Linked DNA regions of Homo sapiens: regions 2 and 3 are each linked to region 1. Evidence: read pairs that join two places in POLR2A ChIA-PET (ENCODE). Cell type or tissue: PC-9. All regions are shown on one strand. Each heading gives the region's core, and the rest is flanking DNA. Links, peaks and the distances in the headings are about the cores only. Region 1 overlaps GNB1 (G protein subunit beta 1). Region 2 overlaps TTC34 (tetratricopeptide repeat domain 34). Region 3 holds the start of CDK11A (cyclin dependent kinase 11A).

Region 1 (4,627 bases), core at 755-3,254:
CTCGCAGTGAGTGGAGATCGCGCCACTGCACTCCAGCCTGGGCGACAGAGCAAGACTCCGTCTCTCAAAAAAAAAAAAAGAATGGGAATACTAAGGGCATCAGTGGAATGTATTCTTGTTTACTGGTGGGTAATCATGTCTCCATGCATGTCTGTGTGCAGTCCTGTAGCACTTAGAAAATATATTCCCTATGTTGATTACAGACACTCAACTTCTGCCGAGTGTTGTAGTTAATAAAGCTTAAAAAATTCTGGGCTGGGTGTGGTGGCTCATGCCTGTAAACCCAACACTTTGGGAGGCCAAGGTGAGCGGATCACCTGAGGTTGGGAGTTCAAGACCAGCCTGACCAACATGGAGAAACCCTGTCTCTACTGAAAATACAAAATTAGCCCAGACGCGGTGGCTCACGCCTGTAATTCCAGCACTTTGGGAGGCCGAGGAGGGTGGATCAGCCTGGCCAACATGGAGAAACCCCATCTCTACTAAAAATACAAAAAATTACCCAGGCATGGTGATGCATGCCTGTAATTCCAGCTACTCGGGAGGCTGAGGTTGCAGTGAGCCGAGATCGTGCCATTGCACTCCAGCCTGGGCAACAAGAAGGAAACTCCATCTCAAAAAAAAAAAAAAAATTAGTCGGGCATGGTGGCACATGCCTGTAATCTCAGCTACTCGGGAGGCAGAGGCAAGAGAATCGCTTGAACCTGGGAGGCGGAGGTTGCGGTGAGCCGAGATTGTGCCATTGTACTGCAGCCTGGGCAACAAGAGTGAAACTCGGTCAAAAAAAAAAAAAAAAAGTCCGGACACTTTATAATTAGATGAGCATGTCAAAAGAGTCTACAATAGGTTTCAGAAAATTTCTCATAGGAATTTTAAAATAATTCCTAAAATCTAGGGAGTGAGAGAAATTCAGTAGTTTTCAAAAGGATTGGCACTGTCTGAGTTAGAGCCCAGCTCAGCTCTGTTGCCTCACTGGCTGATTTGCAGTGTTAGGACTTTTATTCGCACTGAAAATCAAGATCAGTTCAACTTCTACCCTTCCACTCCACAGGAGCTTTCTGTCCTCCCTGAGCCTGCCTTAATTTAGGCCACCTGCAGTGTTAGGACTTCTGTGTCTGTCCTTATCTGTGAAACAGGCTCCTAGAGCCTCCTTCATGGGGTCATTGTGAGGATTAAATGAGTCCTGATGTGGGCACTGATAACAGAGCTCAGTGCAAGGATTAGCTATTTCTGTTGCTGATGGCCTTGCTTTGTAAAAATTTCTTTTATGGCAAGGTTAACAAATGTTATAAGATGACAGTTTACTGAGATTTTTCTTTTTTTCTCCATGGTTCCAGAAGAATATTAATTCAGGGTGTGGAACATGCATATTAGCTATCTTTGCAAATCCCTATCACTTATTTACTGCCTTACTTTCTACTAAATCTCTCACATCCTTATCTTTTCTTGAAAGGTTTTTTTTTCTTTTTCTTTTTTTTTTTTTTTTGGGACAGGGTTTTGCTGTGTCACCCAGGCTGGAGTGTGGAATGTGATGGTATGATCATGGTTCACTGCAGCCTGGACCTCCTGGGCTCATACGATCTTCTTCTCTCAGTCTCACAAGTAGCTAGGACCACGGGCACATGCCACCGTGCCCAGCTAATTTTTTTTATTGTTTGTAGAGACAGGCTGGTCTCCAACTCCTGGGTTCAAGTGATCCTCCTGCCTTAGCCTCCCAAAATGTTGGGATTATAGATGTGAGCCACAGTAACCTGCTCTTAAAGGCTTTCCTTTACCTTTGTAGAATAATCTTGAACTATGCCTCATTTTGAAAACTGGTAAGTTTATGTCCTTTTTTTTTTTTTGAGACGGAGTCTTGCCCTGTCACCCAGGCTGGAGTGCAGTGACATGATCTCGGCTCACTGCAACCTCCACCTCCTGGGTTCAAACAATTCTCCTGCCTCAGCCTCCAGAGTAGCTGGGGTTACAGGCACCTGCCACCATGCCCAGCTGATTTTTGTATTTTTAGTAGAGACAGGGTTTCACCATATTGGCCAGTCTGGTCTCAAACTCCTGACCTCGTGATCTGCCTGCCTCGGCCTCCCAAAGTGCTGGGATTACAGGCGTGAGCCACCACGCCCTGCCCATTTATGTTCATTTTTTTAGAGAATTCTCCTCCTCCCATTTATGAAGCTAGATTTTTTTTTAATTTCACCAAAATTTGTTGACGTCCCTTGATTTGCTGATAGGGACAATAATTAAATATTTTCCACTTGTTTTTATAAAAACTGTAATGGTGATTTGTTTAACAGATGTTGACTTAGCACCTTCTCTCTTTTTTTTTTTTTTTTTTTTTTTTGAGTTGGAGTCTTGCTCTGTCACCCAGCTGGAGTGCAGTGGCACGATTTCGGCTCACTGCAACCTCCGCCTCCCAGGTTCAGGCGCTTCTCCTGCCTCAGCCTCCCAAATAGTTGGGATTACAGGTGCATGCCGCCACGCCTAGCTAATGTTTTTTGTATCTTAGTAGAGATGGTGTTTCACCTTGTTGCCCATGCCGCTCTTGAACTCCTTGGCCTCCCAAAGTGTTAGGATTACAGGCGTGAGCCACTGTGCCTGGCCCCAATTTAGCACCTTACTGGGTGCTGAGGCTGTGAGCCATAGTAGAATGCATGTGATCCAGGGCCTTGCTGAATTCATGGTCTAATAGGGAGCCTGACACGCAGGCACAGAGCGGAGGGCAGTGGCTGTGGCTCCCAGGGACACCACCCTGTCCAGAGTTCAGTGGCAGCTTCTCATTAAAAAAAGCTTTGAGACCTGAATTGGAGTCTGTCTGGCAGGCAGGTGGGGATGGAGGGGAGGAGTGTATCCTAGGCTGATGAGATGGTGTGTTTTTCATCCGGCAACCAACTGGTCTCCTTCACTGTCTCCAGCACCCCGCACAATACTGTGTGCCAGGTGCTCAGTAATTATTTATCAAGCGCATAAGAGCACAGCACATCCAGGGACGGAAGTTCCAAAGGGCTAGGAGAGTGGTTAGACCTGGAAGCCAAAAGGTTTACAGTCTGGATAAAGAGCTTTTACCTTGAGGCCGGGCACAGTGGCTTATGCCTGTAATCCCACCACTTTGGGAGGCCAGGGCGGGCGGATCACTTGAGGTCAGGAGTTTGAGACCAGCCTGGCCAACATGGTGAAACCTTGTCTCTACTAAACATATAAAAATTAGGCTTGGTGGCGCACACCTGTATTCTCAGCTACTCATTAGGCTGAGGCACAAGGATCACTTGAATCTGGGAGGCGGAGGTTGCAGTGACCCAAGATCACCCTAGCCTGGGTGACAGTGTGAGACTCAAAAAAAAAGAAAAAAATGAACTTTTACCTCGAGAGCTCCAGGAAGCCCTGAAAGAGTTTTAAGGAGATTGATCTGATGGGGATCATTACTTGGTAGTTGAGCGTAGAGTGCTCAGGGGAGGGAGGGGACTCTAGTCAGTTGGCAAAGCTGCTGTAGAAGAGGAAAGGGGTCTGGACCAGGTTGACGATTGATAAGACCTGGTGACCGAAGGGAAGGCGAGAGTGGCGAGAAAGATGTAAATGACCACAGGTTTCCGTCTGCCCTCTGGGTGGCTGTGGGTCATGATGAGTTTAGTTTGTGTGTGTTGGGTTTGAGGAGTCTCTGAGGCTTTCTCATGTTTTGCATCGAGGGTACGGCAGGCCTTATACTTTCTCCTCCCTGTCCTTGGAAAACTCCTGGCTGTGTGTTTGCACAGTTCACTCCCTCTCTCCGTTCAGGCATTTGTCATGTATCCCTTCCTCCGAGGGTGTGCTCTGATCTCATTGATCTCTGCTGTTTTACCCCACTCTTGTCTTCGTAGCCTGATAATGCTCTTCCCACTTCTTCTAAGCTCCATGGACACAGGCAGTCTGGTTCACTGCAGACCAGCCCCTAAAACGGTACACAGTAAATGCTGACGTAGTGACTCCTGTGCCTGTGAGTGGGGAGCTCTGGAAGATAGGTCTGGATGGAGGCAGGCCTTTGGGAGTTAGCAACATTTGGGTGATGATTGAAGTCTTGGGGAGCAGTGGTCACTTAGAGCAGTGGTTCTCAAAGTGTGATCGTGGACCCCTGGGGGCTCCTGAGACAGTTTCAGGAATTCACTTAGTCAGAACTGTTTTCATCATCATATATATATATATTTTTTTTTTGAGATGGAGTCTCTCTCTGTCGCCCAGGCTGGAGTGCAGTGGCGCGATCTCGGCTCACTGCCAGCTCCGCCTCCCGGGTTCACGCAATTCTGCCTCGGCCTCTCCGAGTAGCTGGGACTACAGGCACCCCCCACCACGCCCGGCTAATTTTTTGTATTTTTAGTAGAGGCGGGGTTTCACCGTGGTCTCGATCTCCTGACCTCGTGATCCGCCTGCCTCGGCCTCCCAAAGCGCTGGGATTACAAGCGTGAGCCGCCGTGTCCGGCCTTCATAATCATATTAAGATGTTATTTGACTTTTCATTGTGTTGACATATAAAAATAAAATAAAAATTCTATAGAAATACTGTTCTTGGCTGGGCATGGTAGCTCACACCTGTAATCCCAGTGCTTTGGGAGGGTGAGGCAGGAGGATCACTTGAGGCTGAGATTTTGAGACCAGCCTGGGC
Region 2 (4,627 bases), core at 963-3,462, 910 kb before region 1:
GCTTGGAGGCTGAGAGGCTGGGAGGCTGGGGGGCTGCGAGGCTTGGAGGCTGAGAGGCTGGGAGGCTGGGGGGCTGGGAGGCTTGGAGGCTGAGAGGCTGGGAGGCTTGGAGGCTGAGAGGCTGGGAGGCTGGTGGGCTGGGAGGCTTGAAGGCTGAGAGGCTGGGAGGCTGGGGGGCTGGGAGGCTTGGAGGCTGAGAGGCTGGGAGGCTGGGAGGCTGGGGGGCTGAGGGGCTGAGAGGCTGAGAGGCTGGGACGCTGGGGGGCTGGGGAGCTGAGGGGCTGAGAGGCTGGGAGGCTGGGAGCCTGGGAGGCTGGGTGGCTGGGGAGCTGAGGGGCTAAGAGGCTGAGAGGCTGGGAGGCTGGGGGGCTGGGGAGCTGAGGGGCTGGGAGGCTGGGAGGCTGGGGAGCTGAGGGGCTAAGAGGCTGAGAGGTTGGGAGGTTTGGAGGCTGAGAGGCTGGGGAGCTAAGGGGCTAAGAGGCTGAGAGGCTGGGAGGCTGGGGGGCTGGGGAGCTGAGGGGATGAGAGGCTGAGAGGCTGGGAGGCTAGGAGGCTGGGGAGCTGAGGGGCTGAGAGGCTGGGAGGCTGGGAGGCTGGGGGGCTGGGGAGCTAAGGGGCTAAGAGGCTGAGAGGCTGGGAGGCTGGGGGGCTGGGGAGCTGAGGGGCTGAGAGGCTAGGAGGCTGGGAGGCTGGGGGGCCGGGGAGCTGAGGGGCTGAGAGGCTGGGAGGCTGGGAGGCTGGGGGGCTGGGGAGCTGAGGGGCTGAGAGGCTGGGAGGCTGGGGGTACTGGGGAGCTGAGGGGCTAAGAGGCTGAGAGGCTGGGAGGCTGGGGGGCTGGGGAGCTGAGGGGCTCAGAGGCTTGGAGGCTGGGGAGCTGAGGGGCTAAGAGGCTGAGAGGCTGGGAGGCTGGGAGGCTGAGAGACTGGGAGGCTTGGATGCTGGGCAGCTGAGAGACTGGGAGGCTGGGACAATGGTTCAGGAGAGAGTTGATGGAATTCAGATCAGGGAGAAAGGGTTGCAGAGAAACCACATGTCTGAGAGTTAGAAGTGACGAGATTGTGGGTAGATTTAATGGTGGAGAGACAGGCACAGAGAAGGAGGGTCAGGAACGTTTTCTGAGTTCATGATGAGCAACTGAACTGTGGAGGGAAGCGCGGATGGGAAAAGGGGTGTCAGAGGTTTAGACGCCCCCAGTTTGAGACACTGCTCCTGCCCGGTCCCTTCACTGCCTCTTCCTTCTGGAGGAGCACCCAGGGCCACAGCCCAGCCTACTGCCAGCACTCTGCCACCCTCGGATCCCTGAGTGCCTGAGACGAGGCTGCGTCTCCACCCCAAAGGCTGCTGTGTGGATTCAGTAAACATGCACAGCAAACCCTTAGAATAATGTCACCTACTGAGTGCTTTACACACAGTCCTTTGAGCCCATCAAGCCTCATGTCATTAGGCAGCCAGACAGGTGAGCCCTGAGGTGAGAGGAGCTCAGTTTGAAAAAGGGGGGTTTAGGGTCAGTGCAAATGAGAGGTTGAAAGTCAAGGCTCCCGACAGAGGCAGGAAGTGGGGCCACGAGGCATCCTGGAGCAGACAGGACCTCCCTGGCGTGAGTGTCCTGCAAGGCACTGCGGCTCCCTGCCCTTTCCTCGTGCCCCAGCCCCCATCCCAGGCCAGCAGACATCTGGAGGTGAGGATGGCAGTATTAGCTGCCGTTTACTGAACAGCTAGTGGGTGGGCCCCATTTGATGGGTTTGATGTGCATAATCATGGAATCTGCAGAGCAGCCACCATCCCCATGAGACACGGGGCTGCCAAGGGCATACGGAGTGCAGGCAGCTAGGACCTGGCCCCTGGGGTGCTCCTAACCGCCCTCCATACTGTGCTTCTGGGGAGGAGCAGCCCAGGAGGACAGGAAGAAGGAAGAAAATTCGGAGCCCGTGGGGTGACGGATCAGGGCCAGAAGAGAAGGGGGTTTGCAAGATAAAGACAGGTAGGCAGCCCTGAGAGTGGCCACAATGTCCGTAAGGAGAGGACAAGGAGTGTGCGTTGGGCGTGTGGTGCCGAGGTTCTTGGTGACCCCAACGAGAGGGTGGGGCAGGAACCAGTTAGAGAGAGCTGCAAAGTGAGCAGGAAAATTTGTTTCTGGAAATATGCTCAAATATGTTGAGCATTACCAGAAAATGATCAACAAAGTCACACCGAATCGTGAGCTTCTGAGGAAGGAGGGGACCCCGGGTGCCCAGAGCACAGGCACTCAGGGGCTGGTGAGGACCATGCCCACAGCAAGGGGGCTCCAGGAGGGAGGGGGCCTTCCACTTTAATGATCACGCAGGGGCAGGGCATGACTTAAGGGTGTGGGTGGGGGTCACACTAAAGCTCTCTGCAGAAATCCAGAACCCCCCAAGTGTTGCAGGCTTGGGGAATGTGAGGGAAGACCCAGCTCCTCCAGGAAGGCCACCGGAAGCTCGTCTGTGTCTGCCGTGGCTCTGGTGTGTACAGGGAACACCTGCCCTAAGAATTGTGCATCCATTAGACCCAAGTCACTTCGGTCAAGGGACTCCCCACATCGCCAGCACCAGCACAAGCATGGCTTACGATGAGAAGAGAAGAAATGAATTTTCCTATAACAGACTTTTTACAGATGCAGTTTCCTGCAACAAATGACCTTCCATCTGGAGGTTACTTTCCAAAGTCCTTGGAAACATTGCACAAACCAGTCGCTCCATTTGTGCTGCTGTGACAGAATGCCACGGGCTGGGTGATCCATAATGAGTAGAAATGAATGAGCTCCAGTTCTGGACGCTGGAAGCCCAAAACCAAGGCCCCAACAGGCTTGGGGATTCGGATTCCAAGATGGCGCCTTGAATGCTGCATCCTCACTTGGCACAAGACAGAAGAGCAAAGAGGCGAAAGGGGCTGAACTTGCATTAATCCCACCCACAAGAGCAGAGCCCTCATGGCCTAATCATCTTCAAAGATCTGACCTGTCAATACCATTACAATGGCAGTTAAGTTTCAGCATGAGTTTTGGAGGGAACAAACATTCAAACTGTAGCAAAACCCTTCTATAATCTGGGAACTTTCTTTGCCCTCTTTAGTAAGTAGACATGCAGCGATACACGATGTATGAGGACAAGATACAGAATAAATACCACTTTCCCTCAAGGTAGCTGCTAAGTAAGCATCCAGGTACCATGGCTCCCTACGTGTTTGTCTTACCAAAGGACTGGGATGACCACTTCCAATTTGTTTAAGGTTCTTCATTAAGAGCGCTAGGAAAGGTGACAAAGCATAGCTGTGATTCCTGCTTTCCTCCCAGCAAGATGCAGGGTCTGTTCTCCGTACAGAATCTGGCATGGCCTTGTGCCTTGCTGGGACCAGTAGAATATGGTAGAAGTGATGGCTTGTGCTTCAGGAGCCCAAGCCTCAGAGGCCCCACGGCTTCCACCTTCACCTTGGAATTCTCCCAGGGCCATGTAAGGAAGCTGGAATCATGACCAGTGAGAGAACACACAGACAGAGGCTCAGCTGACAGCCATCACCAAGGCCCCGGACACATGAGTGAGGCCACCTTAGAGTCTCTTGTCCGGTAAAGCCACTGGATGGCTGCAGCCACCTGAGTGACCCCTGGTAAGACCAACAGAAGAACTGTCCAGCTTAGGCCAGCCCAAACTGAGGAATAATTATGGGCAAATATAAATGGTTGGATTTTCCTTTTTGAGACAGGGTCTTGCTCTGTCTCCCAGGCTGGAGTGCAGTTGTGTGATCATGGCTCACTGCACTCAATCTCCCAGGCTCAAGCAGTCCTCCTGCCTCAGCCTCCCAAGTAGCTGGGACTATAGGTACACACCATCACAACTGGCTAATTTTTTTTTTTTTTTGTAGAGATGGGGTCTCACCACGTTGCCCAGGCTTGATTGTTGTTTTAAGCCACTAAGTTTTACAGTGGATGGTTATGCAGGAATAGTTAGCTGAAATAACTGCTGACCAGGTCAAAACATCAGTTTTGATGCATTTTAGCCAACATTTCGTCAAATATTATAATATAGAACTTAAAATTTTATGTTTCCAGAATTATATAATTCACTACATTAATAATTAATGGAATAAAGAACATATTATCATTGCAGTAGATTCAGAAAAACTGTTTTATAATATTTCACATTCCCAGAATTTTAACAATCAAGAAACAGAAGAAAACTTACTTAATTGAAAAAGATAATATCTATCCCAAACCCACCATAAATATCATACTCAATGGTGACAATTCAGAAGCCTTCCATTTAAAATCAATTACGAGGAGGCTGTGCACTCTCCCAGTTACTCATCATTGTGCTAGAGATCCTAGCCAATGCAATAAGGTAAGAAAACAAGACAGAACATGTAAGACCAGAAAGGAAGTCACAAAGTTATAATTATTCCAGGCAATATGATTAGCTATGTATATAGAAATTCCAAAAGAAGCAACAAAAAGGTATTAGACATTGTAGCAAAATTTAACAAAATATGCAAAACATTATTTATATTTATAAATACCAGCAACAAATAGATGCCCTGTGTCCCATTTACCACAGGGACAGAAAATGATTAAGTTCTAAGAGTCACATGACTTTATGGAAAAAGTATAAAACTTTAT
Region 3 (4,627 bases), core at 818-3,317, 160 kb after region 1:
GGTGCTGTGGCTCACGCCTGTAATCCCAGCACTTTGGGAGGCCAAGGCAGGCAGATCACGAGGTCACGAGATCAAGACCATCCTGGCTAACACAGTGAAACCCGGTCTCAACTAAAAATACAAAAAATTAGCCGGGCATGGTGGCCCAGCTACTCTGGAGCCTAAGATGGGAGAATGGAGTGGAGGCGGGAGAATGGCGTGAACCCAGGAGGCGGAGCTTGCAATGAGCGGAGATCCCGCCACTGCCCTCCAGCCTGGGCCAGAGCGAGTCTCCCTATCAGAAAAAATAAAAATAGCTAGGCGCAGTGGCTCACGCCTGTAATCCCAGCACTCTGGGAGGCCAAGGCGGGCGAATCACAAGGTAAGGAGATCGAGACCATCCTGGCGAACACAGTGAAACCCCGTCTCTACTAAAAAAAATACAAAAAATTAGCCAGGCGCGGTGGCGGGTGCCTGTAGTCCCAGCTACTCGGCAGGCTGAGGCTCGCAGGATAATGGCGTTGAACCCGGGAGGTGGGGCTTGCAGTGAGCCGAGATTGCGCCACTGCACTCCAGCCTGGGCGACAGAGCAAGACTCCGTCTCAAAAAAAAATAAAAATAAAAAAATAGGGAGATTTCCCCAGTTACCAAGAACTCAGGAAGCAACATTAAGAGCTTGGGGGAGGCCAGGCGCGGTGGCTCACGCCTGTAATCCCAGCACTTTGGGAGGCAGAGGCAGGCTGATCACGAGGTCAGGAGATTGAGACCATCCTGGCTAACACGGTAAAACCCCGTCTCTACCGAAAATAAAAAAAAAATTAGCCGGGCATGGTGGCAGGCGCCTGTAGTCACAGGTACTCAGGAGCCTAATGCGGGCGAATGGAGTGGAGGCGGGAGAATGGCGTGAATCCGGGTGGCGGAGCTTCCAGTGACCCGAGATCGCGCCACTGCACTCCAGCCTGGGCAACAGAGCGAGACTCCGTCTCAAAAAAATAAAAATAAAAAAAGAGCTTGGGTACACAAAGCAAGCAGCATTTCATTCCGGGATGAAAAGAATTCCGATACCCATCGCCCTTCTTGGGCCCTTGTCAGTTTCTTGCCACATCTTTCATTTTCCCATTTCAGGCCCAGTAAATGCGGATGTTTATCTTCCATTGTTTGTTTCCTGAGATTCAGATGTCTAAAGCATTTTTCTGTGACTTTTCAAGGCAAGAGGAAAACCTGACATATGGAAAGGGAATTAATTGCTCGTTTTATCCTCTTCTCCTGCAATGCTCTGAATCCATGGGTTTGGAGTGGGGCCCTGGGAGTTGGGGGAAGCACCATACCCAGTGAGTCTGCACTTTGAGGACCCACTGCCAGTGTCAGCTTCAAAATCACATTGTAAAAGGCCCGGCGCGGTGGCTCACGCCTGTAATCCCAGCACTTTAGGAGGACGAAGCAGGCGGATCACTTGAGGTCAGGAGTTCGAGACCAGCCTGGCCAATATGGCGAAACCTCGTCTCTACCAAAAATATAAAAATTAGCCGGGCGTGGTGGCGCGGGCCTGTGGTTCCAGCTACTCGGGAGGCTGAGGCAGGAAAATTCCTTGAACCCGGGAGGAGGCTGCAGTGAGCCAAGACCACGCCACTGCACTCCAACCTGGGCGGCAGAGCAAGGCTCCGACTCAAAAGTAAATACATGAATAAATAAAATAAAATCACATCGTAAGAGCTCTCCCTGCTTTGTTTCTGAGTAAGGTTCAGAGTTAAATTCCGAGATCGGCCTTTACAAGACACACAGACCTGAGGCGCCTCACGAGGTAACCAGCAGGTAAATGGAGCGCGCTCCACCCACCCGCCACTAGGGGTCCCAGCGGTCAAGGGGGTGGAATGCGGGCGTCCATCGCGAAGGCATTCTGCTCGCAAGCCTTGGCACAGGCGCGGGCTTCGCTACCGGAAAAGTCCCGGTAGGATTCCGGAAGCCGGCCACGCGTTCCGCGCAGGCGCAAACTGCTCCAAAAGTCGGCGTCGCTCTGCTCGGCGCCCCGGCCCGCGCCGAAGTCGGAAGTGCAGCTCACGGCGCAGTTTCTTTTGGAGTCCTGGACCTGAGCAAGCGCTGTTTTATGCGTCATCATCCCGCGCAGACACAGGAAGTGCCGCACAGAGCGAGCCCCTGTCGTCTTGAGTTCTGGGCCAGAGGTCGGCTATTATATCATCATTAGGCGTCAACACAGGAAGTGAGGATACTTCTGGCGAGCGCCGGTTGCTGTTTCTTCTCAGGCTCAGGGACCGGCCGCGGCCCCGTAGGGGTGAGTTCCGACTGGGCGGACCAGGTGTGGGAGCGCGACGAGAACTGCGCACCGAGGTCTTTCTTCCGAGCAGGCCTCGGAGCGGGGCGGACCCGGGCCCGGGGGCGAGCGACACCCTCGCTTCCGCGGACAGTCTCATCCCGCACGGAACTTTGGGTGGTGGAGGCGGCGGGTCCAAACGCTGTCTGGAGCCAACGTCTGCCAGGCTGAACCTCAAGTGTGCGGGACTGAACCCGAGGAAATAGCCCAGTGCCCGGGTCAGGTGGCCTTGTTCGCGAGCACATCTCGGAGCATCTCCCCGGTCTCAAGGTGCAGCTGTCCAGTGTGCTAGTGGCTTCACGTAGTCCAAGCGGTCTTTCTAGCAGATTCTGACAGTAAAAGCAGTGTTTGATGAGTGGCAGGTCCTGAGTTAAGAGCCTTTAAACGGATGATCTTTAATCCGCGATCGATACTATCACGTAGGTGTTGTTATTCTGGTTGTACGGAAGACTGAACTGAGGTGAATTACGTTACCCAAGACCATACAAGAATGACAGAAACGAGACTTGATTTCAAGCGGTCATTTTTCAGAACCCATCACTCTTTTTTGTCGCCCATGCTGCAGCGCAGTGGCTGTTCACAAGCGCACTTCAGCCTGGAACTCCTGGGCTCAATCGGTCTCCCATCTCAGCTTGCAGAGTATATGGGACTACAGGCGCTCGCCACCTTGCCTGGCTTACAACTTATCATTCTTGTTTTTTTTTTTTTTTTTTTTTTTTTTTTTTTTTTTGAGACGGGGTCTTGCTGGAGTGCAGTGACGCGACCTCGGCTCACCGGAACCTCCGCCTTTCGGATTCAAGCGATTCTGCTGCCTCGGCCTCCCGAGTAGCTGGGATTACAGGCACCCGCCACCACGCCCAGCTAAGTTTTGTATTTTTAGTGGAGACAGGGTTTTCGCCGTGTTGGCCAGGCTGGTCTTGACCTCCCGACCTTGTGATCCACCCGCCTCAGCCTAGAGCTTACCTTTTTTTTTTTTTTTTTTTAACCAAGTCTTACTTTGTTATCTAGGCTGGAGTGCAGTGGCGCAGTCTTGGCTCATTGCAGCCTTGACCTCTCTGATTCAAGTGATCCTCCTGCCTCTAGCAGCCTCCTTCCTGTAGCTAGGAATACAGGCACGCGCCACCACACTGGGCTAACTTTTGTATTTTTTGTAGAGACGAGGTTTTGCCATGTTGCCCGGGCTGGTGTTGAACTCCGGAACTCCAGCGATCTGCTCGCCTCGGCCTCCCAAAGTGCTAGGGTTACCGTCTTGAGCCACTGCGCCGGGCACAACTTCTTATTCTTAATGAGGATTTATTCTGAATCCCTCAAAAGTGACTAGGTTCAAGTGTTCAGCACCATAGCTTGCTGTGTCCTGATGTAGGCTGAATTATTTTTCTTTTTGCAGTGTTTTAACTCAAATGGGTGATGAAAAGGACTCTTGGAAAGTGAAAACTTTAGATGAAATTCTTCAGGAAAAGAAACGAAGGAAGGAACAAGAGGAGAAAGCAGAGATAAAACGCTTAAAAAATGTAAGCCATATTTTTTTAAGTAAGTGGTTTTCTTAAAGGAGATTTAATTTCTTTGCCCTCATTTTTCCATTAGAACAACGCTTCTTCGGTGAAGTTCTTTTGTACTTCCAAATGTCGCAGGTGAGCCCAAAATGTATTCTAATATTCAGTTGACATTAAAGGCAGATTTAACACACTAAAGCTGTGTCTAGATTGAGCATACATGGAGAATAAAATACGTTGAATGTTAAGTCATTAGCAAAACTGGACTAATTTTTCTCGGTTCATTATTAGTATATTCATAATACTATCTCTAAGTATTTTTAATATAGTGGGAACTTGCCTTGAAATTAATATAAATATTTTACGTCTTTCTTGGTTTGCATGGTAATGTACTCAGGAAACCTTTTTAGTAATTTGGTAAGAGGCATTGGCAAAGTACCTCTTTTGCTAAGATTTGTAGCATCATTTGGGATGTTAGTGAGTACAGGCATACCTTGCACTTCACTTTATTATGCTTCACAGATATTGAAATTTTTCCAAATTAAAGGTTTGTAGCAACTCTGCTTTGAGTATTTTTCCAATAGCATGTGCTCACTTTGTTAGCTTTTTTTTTGTTTTTGAGACGGAATCTCGCACTGTCGCCCAGGGCCAGGTTCACACCATTCTCCTACCTCAGCTTCCTGAGTAGCTGGGACTACAGGGGCTCACCAACATGCCAAGCTAATTTTTTGTATTTTTAGTAGAGATGGGGTCTCTCCGTGTTAGCCAGGATGGTCTTAATGTCCTGACCTCGTGATCCACCCGCCTCGGCCTCCCAAAGTGCTGG

What was found. ChIA-PET counts read pairs that join two places held together with the same protein. Peaks named below come from ENCODE experiments on the same cell type or tissue, not always from the same donor. Only the 100,000 strongest peaks of a DNase experiment are listed, where the experiment ranks them.
Region 2: POLR2A ChIA-PET joins it to region 1 with 12 read pairs; 2 of 35 experiments call an interaction of 5 or more read pairs at or near these places.
Region 3: POLR2A ChIA-PET joins it to region 1 with 11 read pairs; 5 of 35 experiments call an interaction of 5 or more read pairs at or near these places.

What each region holds. Positions count from the first base shown.
Region 1 is chr1:1,880,138-1,884,764 of GRCh38, reverse strand. All of the region lies in intron 1 of GNB1 (G protein subunit beta 1), which reads left to right. Among named protein-coding and RNA genes, the nearest start is that of GNB1, 8.6 kb to the left of the region's middle. RefSeq lists a silencer at 2,621-2,915 and an enhancer at 2,630-3,179. In PC-9, for the core only: no CTCF peak of the experiment used is centred there; no DNase peak of the experiment used is centred there; H3K27ac peaks cover 1,013 bases.
Region 2 is chr1:2,794,332-2,798,958 of GRCh38, reverse strand. All of the region lies in intron 2 of TTC34 (tetratricopeptide repeat domain 34), which reads left to right. Among named protein-coding and RNA genes, the nearest start is that of TTC34, 5.0 kb to the left of the region's middle. In PC-9, for the core only: no CTCF peak of the experiment used is centred there; no DNase peak of the experiment used is centred there; H3K27me3 peaks cover 714 bases.
Region 3 is chr1:1,721,900-1,726,526 of GRCh38, reverse strand. It overlaps CDK11A (cyclin dependent kinase 11A), which reads left to right and starts at 2,170. Exons shown (of 20, transcript NM_024011.4): 1 at 2,170-2,269; 2 at 3,696-3,819. The coding sequence starts at 3,709. RefSeq lists enhancers at 1,238-2,077, 2,058-2,287. In PC-9, for the core only: CTCF peaks have their summits at 1,510 and 1,713; a DNase peak (open chromatin) is centred at 2,086; H3K4me3 peaks cover 1,661 bases; H3K27ac peaks cover 1,326 bases.